Linked DNA regions of Homo sapiens: all the other regions are linked to region 2. The links are chromatin loops, found by intact Hi-C in ENCODE. Cell type or tissue: OCI-LY7. All regions are shown on one strand.

Region 1 (8,000 bases), 270 kb after region 2:
ATGTAAATAGTTCATCTCTTATGAAAAACTCAATTTATGTATTCATTTCATCACACAGATTTTCCTATTTCATTCAATGGATTCACTAAGTATTTGGGTGCTTACATTGCCTCTGATTTGGCTAGTGGGGACTCCTTCAATATAGTTCTCTGTTATTTTGTCATGTCCCCATCTTTTTTTAGTATTTCTGTACTTTCTGGAACAAAAATATATTCGACTTATCTTGTACCCTAAAGTCAATCATTTCTCCAAAAGGGGCCCGGATTTAGTGAACAGTTTTTAGAAAGCAGTATTTGGGTTCTAGTTGTTACTCATCGCTTTTGTTGGGGGTCACTCTCCCAGACCCCCTTCTCAATGGCCAAGCACAAAAGCACATTTACATCTGTGTGTATCTAGATTTGTATCTTATCTATCTATTGAAAATCATGCATTTACCCCATTATCTTCAATTGCAACCAGACTCACAGGGTTCATTCTGGTTCTCTTCTTTCATATTTGTAACTCTTTGAGGAATGAGAAACCGAACTGCTCAATTTCTTAATATATTTACTTATTTAAATTCCTTCCTATATAACCAACCCTGTGTTGCCACTTTGTCCCTGTAAAAGAAATCAGAATCTTGGGACCTCAAACTCACTACGCCAAAAGGAAAGTTAAGCCTGGGAACTGAGTCATGCAAATATTGCCTTCCTTCTTCCTGAAACAGATAGCTGTCATTTCACAATCCTATGTCATAACATTGTATGTAAGCCAGGTTCCCAACACGGCAAAAGGCCATATACATCCCCAGATGGCCCCCTTCACAGATTGCTCTCAAGGAAATTCCTTGTTAGCTCCAAAATCTTTCAGGATACATATTCCCCTATAAAAGCAACACATGCCAATTGTAACCTTGGTCCTGCCACCTAAGTTTAACTCCTAAAACCGAGTTCTGTTAAATCTCACCCTGACCATGTCAATTACGAGCTTATCTTCCAAGGTACAGAACAAGTACAAGACACGAACCACTCCTGCGCCTACTCTTGAGATGGATGCATAATTGTCTCTTTCCTTTCTCTTTTCAAGTGTTCACCTTCTTTTATGTAAAACATAGATTCCTTTAGTGCTAGTTACAGCCTCACAAGGATGTAACTATTTGTTTCACTGCCTACCCTCCTTCCCTTTCCCCCACTGCTTGCTTTTTCCCCTTAAGTAATGAGTTCCCCAAACCCTCTTCGGAAAGCCCAGGTTACAGATGCTCCTGTGACTTGTGTTTTTCCTGGGTCGTCCTCAAACTTTGGCTTAATAAACCTCTACTAATTGAGACATCTGCCTCATTTTTGTTTAATAACCTTTCCCCCTGCTGATGTTTCCTCTGCCCACTGAGGCTCTGGCACCCCACCCCCAATCTCCTGCTCCCCACTGCCCCCATGGGTGCCCTCCTCCTCCCACTCTAGATCTGATAGCCTGCATCAGACCTCCCCACCCACCCCATGCTAGGCCCTCCTGGTTTGCTCCAGCTCAAACACACCTCACTATGCCCCTGTGAATGAGGACTAACCCTAACCTTGCTTGTTGCACCTGATAGTTCTAGGATGGAATTGTTCCAAAGGAAAGAGGAAGGAATAGCATAAACTTCATTTTGGGGTTTTCTTAGGGGATTTTGCTGGTGCTATTTCTGGCATCTACCAGTAATGAGAGTTTACCTAAGTTGACTGATCAGAACAATTCGGCATACCCAGACATGTGGCTAAGCCGCTGGCTGCTCAGAGGCATGAATTCTTTCGTAGCGGTAGTCTGTTTTCCTGTTCATTAGCGCAACAGGAAACCAAGCACTGGTAATTGGATAAGTCCTCCTTTTACTTGTAATGAGCACCAAGTTAGTGGTAATGACTAAGAGGGCTACTTAACTGAGTTTCAGATCTTGTTCTAAAATTCTTTGTATCTAAGTGAGCTTCCATTTCAAATTCGTTCAGGTATGAGATTGGAATTTGGCTTCTTATGAGCTCATCTGCTATTCCATTTACCTTAGCCTTCTCTTTGGTTCCAGGATATGGTGCCAAAAAATATATTTCTGCACAAGAGATGCTAATATGATAAGGGACATCTGGGGGCTTTTGTACACATTGCTGTGATTTTCTTCTGTTGACCAGAAAATCCTAGCCACACAGTACCCACAGGCCCTTGAACATATGACTACAATATATAACTTGAGCTGCTTTAGTTTGAAGATCTAGTGAGGAGCAGCAGGGTAAGCGATTTCCCCCACCTCCAACCAGGTAATCACAATAGACGTGTGTAAGCTTTGAAATTTCCTATAAACAAATTTTGCTGAAACTGGCTTTTTGATGTAAAGCAGCATTTGTTATGCAAGTTCTACTGCTATTACTCTTCCCATAGTCTATTCTGGTTGACTTTCAGGATGAAGACATCTAAGCTACTTCTGGATTCCCTAGAAAACTTGTGCTGCCTATTCTTTTCCAACTGTGTAGTCCTCTCCTGGCTGTTTCTGTGGTCCAGCAGACTGTGGAGAAATAGCTTACTATTCCATTAGAAAGAAGATCTTGTGTAATAAAAATAAGAAGTGGTATCAGGTCATGGGAGCTTTGGAAATGGAATCGAGATTTGGTGCTTGTCTTTGCCTCTGTGGCTAACAAGGTATAGAACGTTTGGAAGTTTCTTAACTGACTTAGGCCACCTAAAGGTATTAGAGTAGACAAGCAGTTTGTAAAAGGTGCTTTGCAGGTAACCAGGGGCCTGCTGGTCTCTCATAGCTGCCTCAGAGGCTCATGATAGAAGGTTTGAGAAACTAGGGGATTGTCACTGAGAGGGATACAATGGGGACTTCGGTCGAATAATCTCCATTGTCTTTCGAGCAGAACAGCAGCAGCTCTATTTCCTATACATTTCACATTTTGTAATTCTTGAAGGATTTTTTTTAAAACAAAGACCTCTGCTAAAACCAAACCAAACCAAATCAAATCAAATAAAAGCTGCAAGACTCCTGAAGGTCCCTCTAGCTCTACATTTTTAGTACTTTCCTATGATATTTATATATCCCACATGCTGGTTCACTTTGTCATCTGAGATGAGACTAATCTGTGTCCATCTGGGATAGAAATTTCTTCCGTACTTTGATGAAAAGCAGTGTAGTCCTGCAAGATGTGAGTCTATTTCCCCATACTTTATTGACACAGGTATGAAGATGAGAAGAGATGGAGGCAGCAAAGGAAATGTGGTTTTGCATGTCACTAGCTCAACTCCCTCTGCATTTTCTTTTAAGCAAGGGAGGTGCTCCATTGTCTCTATAGGGCAACAGCAGTTCACTGGGTCCCCACATTTTTCTGGGGCTTTTGTGAGAAGCAGTAGGCAGGAACAGTGAAGAGAAACTTAGCAGGAGGCCCAGGTGCTGTCTTTTCTAGTTTCAGAGCTATCTGATCAGGACAAAAAGGAACAAGCTTGTCCACAGCAAGATGGCCAGCAACTTGGTTATTTACCCAGTTAGTCTTGGGGAACACTAGAGCTCTTCCAATAGCTGGGACTATTTAAATTTTTTCAAGGAAACATATGCTGTGGGTTGGTGGTAGATGGGATTCAGGAGGATCCTTCTCTTATACAAGATGACTTTCTGGATAGGTGTTTGTGGGGTACAGAGGGAGGGAGCAAGGAGAATAAGAGAGGAACAAACCAAATGTTCAACATTCTAACACTCTTTAATAATTTATCTAAAATTATTGGATATTGAATTATTAGAGGCATTGAATCTTTTACTTTTTGTATGACACTCACTCAGTCTTCAAATAATTTCTGATTGAACACTAGATTAAGAGGAAAAAATACCACAAATGAAATAACTTGTATTTTTGTTACGCAAAGGATTATTCTAAAAAATAATAAGCTGTTCCTCTAAGCCCTTTTAGAACACATGGAAAACTTCAGAATAGTGTGAGGGCGTCTTACATGCACTTCTTTCTTTGGAGATTGTGATAACCCAAGTAGAGGATTTAGGATTGTGCTGCTCAGAGACAACTGTTTGGATAAAATAATGCCAGATTCATCGTTTCCAGACTTGTTAAATTCATGGAGTATTAAAATAAAATTGAAATAAAATGGAAAATATGATGCCCAGTTGTTTTGTCAAAACCAGTCTAGGTGTTGCTTTGAAAGTAGTTTTTAGATATGATTAACATTTAAATCAGTAGGCTTTGAGTAAAGCAGATTACTCTCTGTAATGTGGGTGGGCCTTGTCCTATCAGTCGAAGGTCTGAAAAGAGTGAGGTCCCCTGAAGAGGAAGGAATTCTGCCTCTGACCTGCCTTCAGACTCAAGACTGCAGCATCAACTCTCGGAGTTTCCACCCATCCAGGCTGCCCTGCAGGTTTCAGACTTGCCAGCCCCCAGAGCTGGTTTAGGGAATTAAACCAATCTTTCTCTCTCCACATATATACATACTTTGTTTTGTTTCTCTGGAGAACCCTGACTAATAGACCAATACAAGATTGTGGTTTTAATTCCACCAAGTAAGGACTGAAAACTAAACAAATAAACAAAAATGAAAATCTACCATCTATTGTCATCACTTCATGAAAGAAAGAAAAATTTACTATTCCCATAGGAAAGACATACTCTCAGAACAAAGAACAATTTTATTGATGAATAAATTCTATCCTATTAACTAGCTTACCACATTGCCTTTACGTGTCTCATTTTCCACACACAGGAGCCAGCCTTTAGGAACTGTGCTGGAGGTGACCCAACTTCTGATTGTGTGGGAGAACTATCCCACTGTTACTCCTAAGAGAACATTCTCTCCCAATAGCTCCCCCGATATGGAATGTGACAGAGTAACAAGATGCCAAAATATATAGACCTCTTTTTCTTTCTACAACATAGGTGCTCTTAAACAGTATGCAGAGGATTGTGTAGCTGCTTATAATAGGAGCCAGGCTGACACAGCTCTCTTTTCTCTTTTGTCACAGGTGATCACAGAAATAGCTTGCTGTAACAGCACCTCACAGTTTCCTCTTAAAATGAAACCACATTTTCTTTGTGCCCTTTCAGCTCAGTTCTGCTGTTCATAGAGGGGCTTGGGAGATTTTCCACTGTAGGTTTCTTAAAATTCATTATACTTGTAGAATGTTAGAGCTAGAAGGTCCCCTAAAGATCATAAAGTTCAATTTCATTTTTTACAGATGAGAAAACAGAGGCTAAGAGAGGTAAAGAGGTGCTTAGTTGTGGCAGAAGATTAGAAGAGAAGTTCCTGCATGTCGGTTTAGCAATCATCTTGCTCATTACAACTTCCTCTTCTGCCTTAATCACTTTTCAGTTCAGTAGCCTCTTTCCTCTAGAATAGCCCTTCTGTATTCACACTGCCTTTTCTTTGCTTTGAAGTTACAGATCTGAAACTCTTGCGTTAGCTATGCTATGGTTTTCTTCCACATTCTGTACACTGTACTGACCATCCTCTTATAAACCTCTTCTCTTCTAGGTTAAAGATTTCTTGACTTCCCTCTGGTGAAGCTTGATACCAACTGACCTATAAGGGCTTGGTTTTCACAACAGAGTCTTAGTCCACCCTCGCCATCGCACCAAATACTGAGAGAACAAATAAAATTATTGCTTGAAGAAACGAAGTAAAGACTATAGTATTCATATTTTTCCCACATGCCATTTGCAGTAGCTTTTCATATTTCTCATCTATCCCACACTAGAAATTTCATCTATTGGCTTTTGTAAATTTTCTTTTTGAGCCACAAATTTATCTCAGTTTCAGATTCTAATCTATTTTCAGTAGTGCTTTCAGTTTAGTTTACTCCCATTTCAAAAATACTCCGTCTTGTTCTTTACAGCAATAAAATCCAAATGCAAATTCCGACAACCTCAGCCAATGGTGAGTCATGGTCCCTCATTTCCACCTCTTCTAAACGGTCATGGTTGCTCATTTTCACTCTTCTAAGCACCTCTTCTTTACAGCAACAAAATCAGAAAGCAAATTCAGGCAACCTTAACCAATGGTGAGTCATGGTTCCTCATTTCCACCTCTTCTAAACCCCTCCTCTGATGGTCAGGACCCTTCTCATTCCTCAAGTAGTAACTATTCAGCACTTTACCACTTCCCTTGAATCTCTGACCCATTATCTTTTTCGTCTTTCTCACAGAAAATAGAGGCAGCCATTTAAGTACTTTCTCAACTTACTCTCCAACAAATCTGATTCAAATACTTTCATCTGTAGTTTTACCTTCTCTCTAGTGTCAAAACCTGAGGTAATCCTAAACCTCTTCAAAGACAAGTCATTCTCGGTGTGCTACTCTGTTCTGTGTCTTCAAACTGGGCTCCTTTGATTATTGCTACCTCTCTATCGTTAGCCTTTCTACTGGCTCTGTCCTCTTAGTATTTATTCATGTTCAAGTACTTCCCAACCTTAAAAAAATAACCTTGACCCAACATCCTCTTTACCTCAACTTCACTTCATAAAATTTTAAAGACATCATACCTCAAATCCACTATCCTACCTGTCTTAGTCTATTTTATGTTGCTATCACAGAGTACTACAGAATGGATAATTAATAACAAACAGTTATTGATTTGGCTTACAATCCTGGAGGTTGGGAAGTCCAAGGGCATGGTGATAGCATCTGGCAAGGTAGCAAGACTTCATGCTGTGTGATAACATGGTGGAAAGAGCAAGAGGATGTGAGCAAGCAAACAAGAGGGGGCTGAACTTGCTTTTATAACAAAGGCACTCTCATGATAACTAACCCACTCCGTCCATAACATTAATTCATCCGTGAGGGTAGAGTCTTCATGACTTAATCACCTCTTAGTAGACTCCACCTCTCGATGCTGTTGCTTTTGGGATTAAGTTTCCAACACATGAACTTCAGGGAACACATTCAAATCATGGTACTACGTTGCATCCATATTACAATCTGTTGTGATCTACTTTTGCTCCCACAGGTCCATTAAAACTGTACTCCATGAATTTCTGGTTGCTAAATACAATGAACATTATTCAATCCTTATTCTTTCAATCTCTTGGCAGAATACTTTCCAGTTGACCAACAGAGTCTTGTTGGCTTTTATATCCCTTAGACCCAAAGACTTACAGGGCTTGGCAGAGTTTCTGGCAACATAACGAAATCTGAAAATTGACGAAAGATTTAGAATGGAAAATAAGTGGATGCCAAATGGTGAAGGCTTTAAATGCTAAACTGTGGGGACTGGCTTTTGTTTTGTAGGCAGTGATAATCTAGAAAGGTCTCTTAGCAGGAAAGTAGCATTACCACATCTTTTGGGAAGTAAATTCTGGGGCAGTTTATGGTTTGGAGCAGTGGTTTCCTTTTTCTCTTTTTTTTTTTTTTTTTTTTTTTGAGACAAAGTCTTGCTCTGTCACTCAGGCTAGACTGCAGTGGCACAATCACGGCTCACTGCAGCGTTGACCTCCTGGGCTCAAGCAATCCTCCCACCTCAGTCTCTGCCCCACCAAGTAGCCAGGACTACAGGCCTATGCCATCATGCCAGGCTAATTTTTATATTTTTTGTACATACAGAGTCTTGCTACATCGCTCAGGCTGGTCTTGAACTCCTGGACTTAAGCAATCTACCGGCCTTGGCCTCCCAAAGTGCTGGGATTATAGGCATGCGCCAACGTGCCCATCCTAAAGCACATTCTTAACAGGAAAACTGACATCTGCATTACCAAGAGGTTTAATTTCTCTTCAGAATCTTCCCAGCAGATTCAGTTGACTCAAAAGGCAGCCCATGTGGCTGAGGGTTAGTTTAGATATGCATTGGCTCTTAGCAGTTCACCTCTGGAAATGAATTTCATAAGATCTCAGAGTAGAACACAGGACATAGACCCAGTGGAAGAGGTTAGGTTTAACAAGAGTTCTGAGTTGCAAGCTAGAGAAAGCAACTAGTTGACTTAGGCTATAAAGGAATTTATTCAATGGGGAGAGATCACCCAGAAGGCTGGGAAACCACGCAGGAACAAAGGTGATGTAATCAACTACTAGGATCAC
Region 2 (8,000 bases):
CTGCATAATTTTAGCTACTGTTTATGAAATAATTTAGTCACAAACCAAAGTCTAAAAATGACTTCATGTAACTTTTTAAAGAACAATACTTCCCCAAATAAGATCGACTGCTTCTTTCAAGATTATTTAAATCTTAGAATGGTACATTTTAAAAAAATCTGTGTTCAGTAATCTAAAGCAGCAGAAAAAAATTGATGTAAAACTTACGTTTTAAAAAACGCATTCTGGGCTGGGCACAGTGGCTCACGGCTGTAATCCCAGCACTTTGGGAGGCCAAGGTGGGCGATCACCTGAGGTCAGGAGATCTAGACCATCCTGGCTAACATGATGAAACCCTGTCTCTACTAAAAATACAAAAATTAGCCGGGTGTGGTGGAGTGCACCTGTAGTCCCTGCTACTCAGGAGGCTGAGGCAGGAGAATCGCTTGAATCCAGGAGGCCAAGGTTGCAGTGGGCGAGATCACGCCACTGCACTCCAGCCTGGGCGACAGAGCGAGATCCTGTCCCCCTCTCCCAAAAAAGCACATTCTGAAAAGATATATTTAAGGTGCAATGATTTGTTGTTGCACAGATACTTAAATTTTATTAACATATTGCCATAGAAAATAAGCATTCAATTCAACTTGAGAAATACTTGAGAACCTAGTATGTGCTTTCAGAAGTGACGAAGACAAAAAAAAAATGTGCTTTTTCAGCCTTCTAGAAGTATTTAGAACAAGAAAAGTGATTAATAGGTATGCAAATGCCTAACACAGAAGGAGGCAAAAGCTAAGAATTAGAAGAAAAAGTACCAGGAAAGGGATTAAGATAAAAATCCTTTTGGGTAGTTGTTGTTCCTCTTCCTCCTCCTCCTCCTTCCTCCTCCCTTCGTCCTCCCGGTCCTCCTCCCTCCTCCTCCTAAATCCTTTCGGGTAATTCCTCCCCCCCCCCTCCTCCTCCTAAATCCTTTTGGGTAATTCTTCCTCCTCCTCCTCCTCCTTTTCTTCTTCTTTCTGCTTCCTTCTCCTTCTTGGATCAAGGCTCTCTGCAACCTCTGCCTCCTGGGCTCACTTTATTAGCTCCACTTACTGAGATCCTGCTTACCGGGTTCCTGCACATAGTAAGTGGAAGATAACAAAACTAATATTGGATAATATTTGTCCTCCTACCTCAGCCTCCGGAGTAGCTGGGACTACAGGCACTGCGCGCCATCACATCCGGCTCATTTTTTATTTTTAGTAGATATGGGGGGTCTTGCCATGTTGCCCAGGCTGGTCTCGAACGCCTGGGCTCAGGCGATCGTCCACCTCTGCCTCCCAACATGCTGGGAGTTCGAGACCAGCCTGGCCCATATGGTGAAACCCCGTCTCTACTAAAAATACAAAAATTAGCCGGGCGTGGTGGCGCGCGCCTGTAGTCCCAGGTACTCGGGAAGCTGAAGCAGAAGAATCGCTTGAACCTTGGAGGCGGAGGTTGCAGTGAGCCGAGATGGGGTCACTGAACTCCAGCCTGGGCGACAGAGCGAGTATAGAAAAGTTCTCGTAGAACACTGTTAAACAGATGAACAACTTCAATACTTGCTCTTCTCTGCTTGATTTCATTTAGTGTGGTGAGTAAAAATTTAAATTCCAAATATTATTTACACGCAATTATATCCAGTAGAATTCCTGTTTGCTCAAATGGGAAGTCCCTAGCCGTTACTCATGTTGTCTTACGTCTGTATTGAACTCTTATTAGTTTGTAAAAGCTTTGGCAGAACTTTACAATCAGATGGTATGATTTTGCAAAGCCACTTCCTCTTACTACCACTGGTCATCTGTCATTTATTGGGCTGCCGTAAAGCAGGATTCCCCTTAAATCAAATTAAATTGGAATCACTTGAGTAAGGCTCAGGTACTAGTATATATATACATATATAGATAGATAGATAGATAGATATATTTTTTTTTTTTTTGAGACGGAGTCTCGCTGTGTCGCCCAGGCTGGAGTGCAGTGGCGCAATCTCGGCTCACTGCAAGCTCCCCCTCCCGGGGTTCACGCCATTCTCCTGCCTCAGCCTCCCGAGTCGCTGGGACTACAGGCGCCTGCAACCACGCCTGGCTAATTTTTTGTATTTTTAGTAGAGACAGGGTTTCACCGTGTTAGCCAGGATGGTCTCGATCTCCTGACCTCATGATCCGCCCGCCTGGGCCCCCAAAGTGCTGGGATTACAGGCGTGAGTCACCGCGCCCAGCCAGGCACTAGTATTTTTAAAACATTCTCCAAGTAATTTTCATGTGCAGCCAGAATTGCAACTCACCAGGCTAAACTGCAGTTGCGCAATTCTGGTCTTCTTGATACCTGATTTCTTTGCCCCTTCTCTTTTCTGGTTCAATGCATAATAAGAATTTTCCAATATTAGTTTTATTAGCTTCCACTTACTGAATTCTGCTTACGGGGGTTCCTGCTTAGTCTAGATAGTAAGCAGGAACTTACAAACTATGTAAGCTTATAGACTACATAAGCAGGAACCCTGTAAGCAAGAACTCAGTAAGTGGAAGCTAATTAAAACTACGTGCCAGGCAGGGTGCCAAGCATTTTTTGTGCATTATCTCATTTAACTTTCATAGCAACCCCGAAGTAGGTGCCATTTCTATGAAACCTGCCCAGTTACTGCCCCACTCCGCGGAATAAGCTCTTACCCACCGCTCCTCTTCTTCAATTCATTTCTGTTATGGAACTGTCGCGGCACTACAAAGTCTCTATGTAGTTATAAATAAACGTTATCTGGAAGAGCAGCCGACAACAACTTTCAAGATCTCCAATTCCCCGACCCCACACTCCAACTGACGCCTTCAACCACAACTACTGAGCCCCACTTTCAAAGCTCACTCACTAATATTGGATAATAGTTGTCTGCCTACCTCAGCCTCCGGAGTAGCTGGGACTATAGCGTCTTACTAGCCAGCTTCAGGGCTAGAATAGCCTTTCTGTGCAAGTGGAAAAAACCTCAGGTATTTCCCAAATCGGTAGCTGCAGAGGGGCTCTATCCCTACCAGAGATGGAGAAAAGCCCTCTCGCGCTTTTTATGTCAGCCAGAGCGGCTCGTTAAGAGAGCGAAGGCCAGGGGCTGCACAGGTCGCATCCCGTGAGCATGAGGTCAGAGAACCTGCCCCTGGGGCAAACCGCGAGGGGTGGGACGGGTGGGTGCAGGCGGGGCGGAGGGTAGGAGCCGCCCTAGTGGCGGCCCCTGGGAGTGTCCCGTGCCTCGCCTTAAAGGAGGGCGCCAACGCAATTTCAGTATGTGGGAGACGGGCTGCCCCACCCCCGCGCGCAAAACCCTGGTTTAGCTTAAGGGATGGAGGCGGGGACCCCTGCGCAGGCTTGCGGCGTGGGAGGCGGCCGCCCGCGACCTACGACGCCGCGCGCCGGGAGGCTGAGAGTTCGGCGCCGGGAGGGTCCCGGGGACAGAAGAGCGCCTCGCCCGGTTGCCAAGGCAACCCCACGCGGCTGGAGAAGCCGGCGCTCGCAGCCCGGCCCGGGCCGCTGCCGGAAGTGACGCGAGTTCACCTGCCGAGCGGGGGCTGGGAGGAGGGGCGGAGGGTGCAGAGGTGCCGCCGCCGCCGCGAGCCAGTCGGGAGCGCGCGAGGCGCGGGGAGCCTGGGACCAGGAGCGAGAGCCGCCTACCTGCAGCCGCCGCCCACGGCACGGCAGCCACCATGGCGCTCCTGCTGTGCTTCGTGCTCCTGTGCGGAGTAGTGGGTGAGTAGGGGCCATGGGGTCCTCAGCACCCGCCCAGCCCGGGGGCGCTCGCTGCCCGCGGCCACCCAGGAACAATGGGGCGTGGGGGAGGGGGCGGGCGCGATTTGGGGGCGCTGCTGCAGGGGCGGCGGGGCGGGCAGAATTGCACAGGGGCGCTTTTGCTGGGCCGGGCGCTCCTGGAGCCGTCCCGTAGGGAGCCGCGCAGGGCGCGCGGAGTGCCCGGGGACGGAGCCCTCGGCGGGGGGTGGAGGCGGAGGGGCTCGGGCGCGGCGTGTCGGGTGCGCCTCGCAGCTCTCCCATAGCATTCTCTGCCCCGGTGCGGGCTTGCCTTTCTTTGCTCTCGCCGTCTCCCTTGTCAGCCTTCGTGTCGGTTCTCTCCAGCGTTACCCGATTTCAAAAACCTTGGGCGGCGAGTTTTCAGGTGTCGAGTCGCCCAGGCGGGGAGGCTGAATTGCAAACGCCATTATTCAATGGACATGGAGCTGCCCGGTGCCTCGGATCGGCCAGGCTACCTCTAGGAAAGAGGCGCTGAGCGAACGCCAGCCTGGACGGTGTTAGTCTCCTGGAAGCAGCTCGCCCAGGCAGGAGCTGCTAACCAGACGCGCATTGTGAAGGAGACCGTGGAAAATCAAAAGTGGGTTCCTGCAAAAATGTAGCATTGGTTTCTGCAGTCCTTGGGCGAAGTGCAAAGGAGAATTCAGTGACCTCGTTTTTGAGTTTGTAATGAGTCGTTCATTTTGGAGATAAGACGGGCTGAGTTGTACAGGGTAATTGCTAGAGGATTTGCCAAGTGCGTTTGTCGACTGCTCCTTTCTCTGGGAGGGGAAAAAAGGCATGTGAAAAATGCGTGGACCATTAGGAGGCGTAATCATTTTGACACTTTAAAAAACGGATTTTCCATGTCGGTGTTTTAACCAACTGATCTTGTTTGTCAAACTAAGCACTTGCTGCGTTTTATAACCAAATAATTCATTTTTAAAAATCCGTAGGTGGGATCCTAGGAGGCGCACTTAGTATAGCCTCTGGAAGGGTAATTTTTTGTTGTTAGGTGCTCTGAAGCAGGATCTAGTGGCCCTTTCTGTTGGGATGGCTCTCTGCTTCCTGTTGAAATGTTAATTCCATTGTTGGATGCCACAGCTGTGAGCATTACTCATGGGATCAACATTCTATTAGCAAGTCTAATCTTCGATCTGAGCCTATAGCACTACCTCCACCTTTTTGATATATATCATTTAGACTTGGCGGGCTGAAATGTCCAAAGTAAGCCTTCCGGAGAAGATGAAGGGTCATAGAACCAGTTTACAGGTACATTCCCACCTTTCTTTCTTTTTTTTCTTTTTTTTGTCTAGGCCGAACCTGAAGATGAAGTTGAGAACACAGTGTGTTCTCTGGGAAAAAAAAAAAAAATAGTTTTAGACCACATCTAAAGCAGAAAAGTGGAAGAACATAAATTATGTGGAGGAACTTTTTTTTTTTTTTAAATGGAGTTTCGCTCTTGTTGCACAGGCTGGAGTGCAATGGCGTGATCTTGGCTCACCACAACCTCCGCCCCCCGCGTTTAAGCGATTCTCCTGCCTCAGCCTCCTGAGTAGCTGGGATTACAGGCACCCCCCACCATGCCCGGCTAACTTTTTTATTTTTAGTAGAAACCATGTTGGTCAGGCTGGTCTCAAACTCCCGACCTCAGGTGATCCGCCTCCCTCAGCCTCCCAGAGTCCTGGGATTACAAGCGTGAGCCACCATGCCTGGCAGGAACTAGTTGTTGTTGTTTTAACGGGAATATTTAGATAATTGGATTTAATTTTTTTTTTTTGGAATGCCTCACTTTGATAGGCACAATTCTAAGAAATAATATTTTGATGCAGAGAGTCATTGTGCTCATAAGGTATACACGGGTACAGTGAACATCTACTCGAAGGGCCAGTGTCTCAGCTAAACAAGGCAACTATCTTTATTCCAGTTTTTCAGTTTAAGAACAGCTGAGGCCAGGCACGGTGCTTGTAATCCCAGCAATTTGGGAGGTTGAGACGGGAGGGTCATTTGAGTGTAGGAGTTTGAGACCAGCCTGGGCAACATGGCGAGACCGCATTTCTACAAAAAATACAACAAAATAAAACCCAAAAAGAACTAGCTAGGTGCAGTGATGCTTGTCATAGTCCCAGCTACGCGGGAGGCTGAGATGGGAGGTTTGCCGGAGCCTGGGAGGTCTAAGCTCATGAGGTCTAAGATCATGACGCTGCTCTCGAGCCTGGGCGACAGAGTGAGACTCTGTCTCAAAAAAAAAAAGAAGACATACTAATTGATGAATGGCTTTATTTCTTCAGATATTTCTGACCATTTAGAAATGCATTGGTATGGGCCGGGCGCGGTGGCTCACGCCTGTAATCCCAGCACTTTGGGAGGCCGAGGCGGGCAGATCATGAGGTTAGGAGATCGAGACCATCCTGGCTAACACGGTGAAACCCCGTCCCTACTAAAAATACAAAAAAATTAGCCGAGCCTGGTGGCAGGCGCCTGTAGTACCAGCTGAGGCTGAGGCAGGAGAATGGCGTGAACCCGGGAGGCGTAGCTTGCAGTGAGCCCACATCGCGCCACTGCATTCCAGCCTGGGCGACAGAGCTAGACTCCGTCTCTGAAACAAATAAACAAAAAAAAAGGCATTGTTATTAACTCAAGTTCACTGTTAACATGATTGACTCCTACTTTAGCAAAACAAGGGAAAGACTCATTCAGATTATACCGTCAGTGATAGATATTCCTCCAGCTCTGAAACAGTTTTGTGGTATACTCTGGCTGCAGATGGGACTCCTTTCGATGCATTTTTATTGGCTGCCTACTAGTGAGTCATACTACTAGTAATCAGTAGTAGCAGCAGTAGTAAGCAGTGGCAGTAGCAGTAGTAGTAAAATTAAACCCTTGATCAGTTATGAAATGCCAGATACTGTTCTAAGGGCTTTACATACCTATATATTCAATCCACCAAGCAACCCGAGAGGGTATTTATTATACTTATCCCTGTTGTACAAATAGAGAAACAGAGGCACAGAGTCGTTATATAATTAACTTGTGAAGATCACAGATTTGCTCTTGAATCTGTGTTCTCATCACACTATGCTCTTCTGTCCCTACAGCAGCCACTTTCTCTTACTACCACTGGTCATCTGTCATTTATTAAGAACCTACTGTTGGTTTGACTGTGTGTCAAATACTGAAGGCTTTTATTATTAGCTCTTTAATGTCATAGTCTTAATTGAATACTTTGAGGCATTGTGAGGACACTAGTTTCTCCAGGGCTTGGGTTGACATTGTAAACTAATGTGGCCTAGGGACCTGCAGCGTCAGCATTACTTAGGGATCTTGTTAAAGTTTGGGGTGGTGTTCTTCAATTGCCAACATGAATGGAACTAAAAAAGTCTGGTCTCCCAACCTCTTGTTAGCTATTTGATGGTGGCCAAGCCTCACTGTGTGTCTGTTGCCTTACGTGTCAAGAATGGGGATCCTGGAGCAGGTAATGGGGGTTGAAGGTGGAAGGGTTGGGTAGATGTTGGTCAAGGGATACAAAATTAAATCCATTATCCAACATGGTGACTATAGTTAATAACAATGTATTATATTTTTGAAAATTGCTATGAGTGGATTTTAAGTGTTCTCACCACAAAAAGTATGTGAGGTAATGCATATGTTAATTCCCTGGATTTAACCATTTCACAAGGCACACATATTTCAAAATAATGTGTTATATGTAGATAAACATACACAATTTTTGTCAATGAAAAATAGAAAAAAAACAGAAAAATACCAAATTTATAAAATAAATTGAGGTGTTTGGATGAAAAAAAATACAAGAGCTTTGCCTTCATGTCTGTAGATCTCTTAATATATTATTGGTCTTGCATCTCAGATATCAAATAAAGGTACCTAGCTTGACACAAAAGTTGGTAGCTGCAAGGTTAAGCTGTATTAGTTTGATGATGGGCCAGGAAATGATATATTTTCTAAATTTTATCCTTAAATATTGGCTGTAACAAATGCTGATATAGCAAAACGTAAGCTTCTATTAGACAGCAAGAGGGAAACTTGAGTGAATGAATGCAACTTACCTCCAAGTCCTCTTAAAGGAGGTAAAATAATAAATACTGTGTTTTACCAGTGCTCCCCCCAAAGCATTATTCTAAGCATGCAGGAGGGTATAGTGAGCAGCTACAATAGTAAGATCCAACCCAGAGGTAGGTTCAAGGCCAAGAGTAGGAGAGTGGTTGAGGAAATCCTCCTAGGGCCAG
Region 3 (8,000 bases), 86 kb before region 2:
TCCTGAGTAGCTGGGCTTATAGGCATGCACTACCATGCCCAGCTAATTTTTGTATTTCTTTCTTCTTTTTTTTTTTTTTTTTTACTAGAGACAGGGTTTCATCATGTTGGCCAGGCTGGTCTTGAACTCCACACCTCAAGTGGTCTGCCCTCCTCAGCCTCCCAAATTGCTAGGATTACAGGCGTGAGCCACCATGCCCAGACTTGAGTAATTTTTATGCAGTAACAGATAACTAATACAGAAACTAAAAAAGACATGACAGGTAAATGCAATGTGTGACCCTGGACTGGATATCGTGGGGAGGAAGAGATACTAAAAGGACATATTGGACAATTGCCAAATTTGAATATTGACAGTATATTAGGTAATAATATTAAACTTCTTAATAGGATTATTGGACTGTGGTTATGTAAGGAAGTGTCCCTTTTATTATGAAATTCACATTGAAGTATTTAGAAATAAAGGAAAATGATATCTGCAATTAACTCTTACATGGTTCAGGGAAAAATTAACAATAATATGCATTATAAGTAGAAAGAGTAGTAAGGCAAATGTGTCAAATTGTTAATTTATGAATCTGGATAAAGGATACATATTTAAAAGATATGTGTACATTTCTTGCAGCTCATCTGTAACTTTGAAAGTATTTTTTAAGGTTTTTTTTAAGTAGTATAGAGAAGCAATTTGTCATTTGTGGCTTAAACCTAAAATGTGTTGTTACAGAATTTTAAAATTAATTAAGACGTTCATTTCTTTAGTAAGAAAAAAGAGACTTATTTTTTTCTTTTAATAATGATAGTCTTTCTCTTTTGGCGCTTTTAAAACCAAATACAAGCATAAATATATTCTGCCCATTGTATTTTCAGGAAAAAATTAGATTTGGCTAAGTTAGATTAAAACGCTATGTATAAATTTCTGTATTTAAATCCTACACTTACTCCGAAGTAAAGAGTGTTGTTCAAGTAAGGAGACTCTAAAGAAGAAGTTGAAAGGATAACAATCCAATTCTAAGGCCTACCTTGTGCAAAAAGTCAAAATTTGACTTCGGTACCTTCCTGACATTCTATCTTGACAACACTTTGTGACAACCTGACTTGTCACCGTATTCACCTTATTTCCTGTGCTAATCCAAGGATATTTTCTGATTAAAATTTTATATCACAAGAATTTTATGTTATTTTCCTCACCTTAACACTTTTATCCCATCACTTGAATATTTTACCTTTTAATTTTTCACATTTTCAAGTGAGTGTTGTGGAGACAAATGTTGTCCACTATCCTTCACACCCATCTTCATTTCTTTTCTACCCCCTACTCATTCTACTTTCTTCTTTTACCTTCTTGGGCGCCTTGCTTTCCTTTCTCTCCCATGGCTTTCTTATCTCTTTGACGCCTTCCCTCTTGCTTCCTCCATACTAACCCCACTTGTTATGGTTTGGATCTGAGTCTTTGCCCAAATCTCATGTCAAATTTTAATCTCTGATGTTGGAGGTGGAGCCTGGTGAGAGGCGATTAGATTACGGGGGTGGATTTCTCATAAATGGTGTCGCACCATCCCCTTGGCGCTGTTCTCGTGATCATGAGAGACTTCTCCTGCGATCTGGTTGTTTAAAAGTGTGTAGCGCCGCTCCCCTCCCCCCACCCCCACTCACTTTCTTGCTCCTGCTCTGGCCATGTGATGTGCCTGCTTCCCTTTCACCTTCTGCCCTGATTGTAAGCTTCCTGAGGCCTCCCCAGAAGCTGAGCAGATGCCCCCATCGTGTTTCCTGTACAGCCTGCAGAACCGTGAACCAATTAAACCTCTTTTCTTTACAAATTTCCCAGTCTCAGATATTTCTTTTTTGTTGTTTGTTTGTTTTTGTTTTTGTTTTTGTTTTTTGAGACAGATCTTGCTCTGTCACCCAGGCTGGAGTGCAGTGGCGCGATCTCGGCTCACTGCAACCTCTGTCTCCCGGGTGCAAGCAATTCTCCTGCTTCAGTCTCCCGTGTACCTGGGATTACAGGCATGTGCCACCACACCCGGCTAATTTTTGTATTTTTAATAGAGACGTGGTTTCACCTTTTTGGCCAGGCTGGTCTCGAACTTCTGATTTGGGGTGATCCGCCCACCTCAGCCTCCCAAAGTGCTGGGATTACAGGTGTGAGCCACCACGCCCGGCCATCAGATATTCCTTTATACCAATGCAAGAACAGACTGATACATCACCCAAGGCCAGCTTTCACCATTTCATACCTAGATCACAGCAATCACCTCAAAACTGATCCTCTGCCTATAGGCTCTCCAAGCTTCCCCAAACATTACAGAAGCATTCAATTTTAGAAGTTCAGAACCTATACACCTGCCCATTATATCTGGTTTAAACTTACCAAGTTTCTATACTATCATTTCCTTACCTCTGAGAGGTACCAAACCACCAAACCAGTTTTTTTTTTTTAATTTGACTTACCTGAGCCAGTGTTTCTCTCCACTTTTAGGGCCACCTATCACTAATATATTTAGGAAAAGACCCATTGCAGGTTTGTTGTGGAGTTCTCTGTTCCCAGCTGTTTCTCCACATTCTGCCATGGCCCACGTGTCACTTAGCACTGTCAGTGGGGACCTGGATAATTTCCTTTAGTCTTGTCCATCTCCTCTTCCACACATCATCACACATAGATGCTGGGAGAAATAATAAGAGGAAGCATAAAATATGAAAAGATAAATTTGAAACTAGCCTCTATATATGACTTTTTTCCCAACAAAGTCCAACCAAACATCATCTAAGGAGTTAAAGGTTTTGTAGGGGTTTCCTTGTGAGCATACTGTGGAACAGCTGATCTCGAACTCCTGGGCTCAGGTGATCCTCCCACCTCAGCCTCTCAAAGTGTTAGGATTACAGATGTGGGCCACCATGCCTGGCTGACTCTTCTTTTTATAAAATTGCTTTTTCCTCAACTTTTTGTTTTGAAAAGTCATAAGCCTACAGAAAGTTACAAGAATTAATTTATACACCTATATGAAATTTGTTAGTTGTTAATTTTTTCAAAGTTCTCAATCTCTCTTCCCCTCTCTCTCCCTTTCTGAATCATTTGAAAATAAATTACAGGTATCTAGTCAGGCATGGTGGCTCAAGCCTGTAAACCCAGCACTTTGGGAGGCTGAGGCAGGTGGATTACTTGAGGTCAAGAGTTCGAGACCAGCCTGGCCAACCTGGTGAAATCTCATCTCCACTAAAAATACAAAAATTAGCCAGGCGTGGTGGTGGGTGCCTGTAATCCCAGCTCCTTGGGAGGCTGAGGCAGGAGAGAATTGCTTGAACCCAGGAGGCGGAGGTTGCAGCGAGCCAAGATCACACTATTACACTTCAGCCTGGGTGACAGAGTGAGACTCCATCTCAATAAATAAATAAATAAATAAATAAATAAATAACAGATATCCTTGTTTACCCCAGCAAGAATCTAAAAACAAAGACATTCTCTTGAATATTCTTACATAACCACAATACAGTGATCAAAATCAGGAAGTTTTAACATTGATACAACACTACTTTTCTGATATTGTTTTCTCAATAATATTCTTTCTAGCCAAGTTTTTGCCATCTAGAGTCACACATTGCATTCGGTTGCCATGTCTTTAGCCTTTTTCACTCTGAAACACTTCACTGCTCTTTCTGTCTTTCGCGGCATTGTCATATTTGGAGGGTAGTGGTCAGTAGTTTTGTAGAACAGCTCTCGCCTTGGGTTTGTCTGATTATTTCCTTATGCTGAAATACAGACCATGCATTTTGGAAGGAAGAGTACAGGAATAATGTGCCCTTCTCAGTGCATCGCATCTGGAGGCTCCCCTGACGTCCGTTTGTCACATTATTACTGATGTTAAGCTTAATCACTTCTTCACAGTGAAAGTATCTCTTTCTTCCTTTGTGACTAATTAGTAGTCTGCTTTTATAGCAGCTCTGTTCATAATTGCCAGAAACTGAAATAAATTCAAACGTCTTTCAGTGGATGAATGAATAAACAAAGCAATGCCTTCATACACTGGAATACACTGAACAATAAAAAAGAACAAACTGGCCAGGCATAGTGGCTCATGCCTGTAATCCCAGCACTTTGGGAGGCTGAGGCAGGTGGATCACCTGAGGTCAGGAGTTCAAGATCAGCCTGGTTAACATGGTGAAACCTGTTCTCTACTAAAATTAAAAAATTAGCTGGGTGTGGTGGCGGGCGCCTATAATCTCAGACACATGGGAGGCTGAGGCAGGAGAATCGCTTGAACTCGGGAGACGGACGTTGCTGTGAGCCGAGATCAAGCCACTGCACTCCAGCCTCCAGCCCGGAGACAGAGCAAGACTCCATCTCAAAAAAATTAAGCCAGCCTCAAAAGATATACTGTATGATTCCATTTATGTGACATTCTTCTTGTAAAGACAAAACTATAGTGACAGAGAAGAGATCAGTGGTTGCCAGGAGTTAGAGGAGGTATGACTGTAAAGACATAGCATGAAAGAGTCGTAAGGTAATAGAACTGTCCTGTACGCTGAATGTGGTGGTGGTTACATAAATCTATACTTGTGTTAAAATTCATAAAACAAGGCCAGGTGTAGTGACTCATGCCTGTAATCCCAGGTGTGGAAAAAAAATTCATAAAATGATACACCAAAAAATAAGTCAATTTTATAGTTCAGTGATTTTTCTTTTTTTTTCTTTTTTTTTCCTGAGACAGATTCTCACTCTGTTGCCCAGGCCGGAGTGCAGTGGAGTGCAGTGGAGTGCAGTGGAGCGCAACGAAGCGTATTGGTGCGATCACAGTTTACTGCAACCTCTGCCTCCCTGGCTCAAGCAATCCACCCCCAACCTAAGCCTCCTGAGTAGCTGGGACCACAGGCCCACGATACCTGGCTAATTTTTGTATTTCTAGTACAGACAGGGTTTCGCCATGTTGGCCAGGCTGTTCTGAACTCCTGACCTCAGGCGATCTGCCTGCCTCAGCCTCCCAAAGTGCTGGGATTACAGGTGTAAACCACCGCACCTGGCTGATAAGTTAATTTTACAGTTTGATGATTTTTCTTTTTCTTTTTCTTTTTCTTTTTTTAAGACGGAATATCACTCTGTTGCCCCAGCTGGAGTGCAGTGGAGTGCAGTGGAGTGCAGTGGAGTGCAGTGAAGTGTGGTGGCATGATCATAGTTCATTGCAACCTCTGCCTCCCTGGCTCAAGCAATACCCCCGACCTCAGCCTCCTGAGTAGCTGAGATCACGGGCCCGTACCACCATGCCTGGATAATTTCTGTATTTTTTTGTAGAGACATGGTTTCACCATATTGCCCAAGCTGGTCTTGAACTCCTGGACTCAAGTAATCTGCCCACCTCAACCTCCCAAAGTGCTGGGATTACAGGTGTGAGCCACCATGCTTGGCTGTATGTATGATGACGCTTTAAAATAAAATTTAAAATAATTCACCTGTAAGAAGATACTTGAAGACTCTGTGAACATTTTGTTTAGCTGATAAACACAATCATTACATATCACTCAATTCTTTCTTTCATTCTCCACCTGAGCCCAACTGTCCACTTCTATCCAAACCTTTCAGTGACATAAGGACTTATAGCACCTGTAGTTATCCTCCTGTGGTTAATCATTCCCCCATTCCTACAGACTATCAAATTGACATTTGCAGGGACCGTATCTTAATCACAACCTCTAGAACAGTGTTGTTCTCATATAGGCACGCTTGGAGAATTTATGAATGAATGTGACTTGGCAGCCACCTCTTATGCCGGCGCCTATGCACCTACAGAGACTTCGTGAAGCCCTGGCACATTGTTTTTAATTGTTAAATTTCTCAGTTATGGGTATAATAGAGGCATTAAAGAGCATATAAGATTGTCTTCTCATTATGGATACAGACTTTCATTCAGGTAATCCTATTACACACTTTACCTTTGCATCTGTCTAGTGCAGCCATTAGTTGGCCACAAAATCTGAAATAAATATTTCATATTAAATTTAAAAATTGGCTGGGCCGTGGTGGCTCACGCCTGTAATCCCAGCACTTTGGGAGGCCAAGGTGGGCAGATCACGAGGTCAAGAAACAAGACCATCCTGGCTAACATGGTGAATACCCTGTCTCTAATAAAAATATAAAAAATTAGCTGGGCGTGGTGGCACGTGCCTGTAGTCCCAGCCACTCGGGAGGCTGAGGCAGGAGAATCACTTGAATCTGAGAGGTGGTGGTTGCAGTGAGCAGAGATCACGCCGCTGCCTCCAGCCTGGGCGACAGAGGGAGACTCCGTCTCAAAAAAAAAAAAATTAAAAACTATGATGTGCAGATATTTTCCCCTAGTATGAAAGCTTAAGTTATTAAATCTGTAGAAAGGCTGAAGAACTTAATGAGGATGTTTTATGTTAATAGGATAAATTTAATTGTTAAGATGTTAAGGTGGTGTGTTAAGGTGACAAAGGGGAAGTGGAAGGAAAGAGAACTAACATTACTGGGCACGTACTACATGCCAGTATCTGCTTCAGGTGCTTTAAAAACATTCTCCCAGTCCCCACCCAACTCTGGGACACACGCTCCATTATGCTCACTGCAGGGTGTGGATGGAAAATGAAAGGGTTAGTTCTACCCAGAAGCACCTGCCTAAGATGCCCTGTGCCCCATCCCTTGGGCCCACCTGACATTAGTGGCACTAATGTGAACAGCGGCATGCATGCTGCAAGTGCCCCACCTTCAGTGGGTGCTGTGGTGTCCCTTGGGGACACCCAAGCAGGCCACAGCCTGGAAGTGCAGGAGAGTTAGTAAGTAACAGTGGATGGAAGTCAGCAGATTAATGCCCCAGCCTCCTTGTCCTTCAGTGGAACAATGCTGAAGCACAGTCTATGAAGTTCCACAGCTGATCCCGAGTGTAAGTGGGCCTTATTTTTCCATAATGGTTTCCAACTGAGTAGCACACACTTTATAGGCTTTCTCACTTCCTTGTCTCTCTCTTCTCACACCTCACTTCTGCTTCCTGGGATCAATATCATCAGTCAATAGGTAAATGCAGATAGACTACCTGCATCCAAGTCCCTTGCCTTAGACTCTACTTTGCAAGAACCCAAGCTAAGACATACAACAATATTAGTCAGTCTCCTCCTTCTTTAATAATGAAACCCCCAGCCAGGCGTGGTGGCTCGCTCTTGTAATCCTAGCACTTTGGGAGGCCAAGGCAGGCAGATCACCTGAGGTCAGGAGTTCGAGACCAGTCTGGCCAACATGGTGAAACCCCGTCTCTACTAAAAATACAAAAATTAGCTGGGTGTGGTGGTGGGCTCCTGTAATCCCAGCTACTCAGGAGGCCGAGGCAGGAGAATCGCTTTAACCCAGGAGGTGGAGGTTGCAGTGAGCGGAGATTGCGCCACTGCACTCCAGGCTGGGCAACAGAGTGAAACTCCATCTCAAAATAAAATAAAATAAAATTTAAAAATATTGAAACCCCCAGGTTTTAGCTGTGCCCAGGACCATTGAGTTATAGATTATATTATCCCAGCATCTTTGCAACCAGATAAGACCATGTAACTTTTTGCCAATAGGATATAAGTGCTTTTATTTAACAAGCTTTGCCTTTAAAAGAAATAAGGGTGTATTTTCTTGTTCCTTTGACCATTCCTGCTGTCTGGGATGTAGATGTAATGGCAGGAGCTAGAACAGCCCTCACAGATCCAGAGATAGAAGCCATATTTTGAGGATGGGCTGAGCTGTCCATCCTACCCTACCCTGTTCTGCTTCACTGAGGACTATTTCAGGAGAGAAAAACAAATGTCTCTCTTCCTTTTTTTTTTTTTTTTTTTTTTTTTGGGAGACGGAGTCTCGTTCTGTCACCCAGGCTGGAGTGCAGTGGCAGGATCTTGGCTCACTGCAACCTCCGCCTCCCGGTTCAAGCAATTTCTCTGCCCTCAGCCTCCTAAGCAGCTGGGATTACAGGCGCCTGCCACCACGCCCAGCTAATTTTAACATCTCTCTTCTTAAGCCACAGTATTGTA

Evidence for each region. Hi-C counts contacts between places; a loop is a spot of excess contacts. Peaks named below come from ENCODE experiments on the same cell type or tissue, not always from the same donor. Only the 100,000 strongest peaks of a DNase experiment are listed, where the experiment ranks them.
Region 1: a loop joins it to region 2, with 3 times the contacts of the local background. A loop is called at or near these places in 3 of 110 quality-filtered maps.
Region 3: it touches region 2 in a loop (5-fold over the local background); 3 of 110 quality-filtered maps call a loop at or near these places.

What each region holds. Positions count from the first base shown.
Region 1 is chr21:17,778,975-17,786,974 of GRCh38, forward strand. C21orf91-OT1 (C21orf91 overlapping transcript 1) reads right to left here. Exons shown (of 4, transcript NR_038871.1): 3 at 6,574-6,638. The region is part of intron 2 of LOC124900465 (a long non-coding RNA gene); the gene reads left to right. Among named protein-coding and RNA genes, the nearest start is that of C21orf91-OT1, 9.5 kb to the right of the region's middle. RefSeq lists enhancers at 1,493-1,712, 3,567-3,616, 5,585-5,654, 5,685-5,774, 6,185-6,244. In OCI-LY7, no CTCF peak of the experiment used is centred here; DNase peaks (open chromatin) are centred at 3,257, 4,977, 5,327 and 5,997; H3K4me3 peaks cover 3,176 bases; H3K27ac peaks cover 3,156 bases.
Region 2 is chr21:17,509,453-17,517,452 of GRCh38, forward strand. CXADR (CXADR cell adhesion molecule) reads left to right here and starts at 3,591. Exons shown (of 7, transcript NM_001338.5): 1 at 3,591-3,720. The coding sequence starts at 3,678. It also overlaps the pseudogene BTF3L4P1. RefSeq lists silencers at 3,042-3,161, 3,222-3,761. In OCI-LY7, CTCF peaks have their summits at 3,248, 3,448, 4,624 and 4,827; DNase peaks (open chromatin) are centred at 3,229, 3,509 and 4,019; H3K4me3 peaks cover 3,019 bases; H3K27ac peaks cover 599 bases.
Region 3 is chr21:17,423,532-17,431,531 of GRCh38, forward strand. No RefSeq gene overlaps it. Among named protein-coding and RNA genes, the nearest start is that of LINC01549, 11 kb to the right of the region's middle. In OCI-LY7, no CTCF peak of the experiment used is centred here; DNase peaks (open chromatin) are centred at 4,780, 5,150 and 6,710; H3K4me3 peaks cover 1,810 bases; H3K27ac peaks cover 5,205 bases.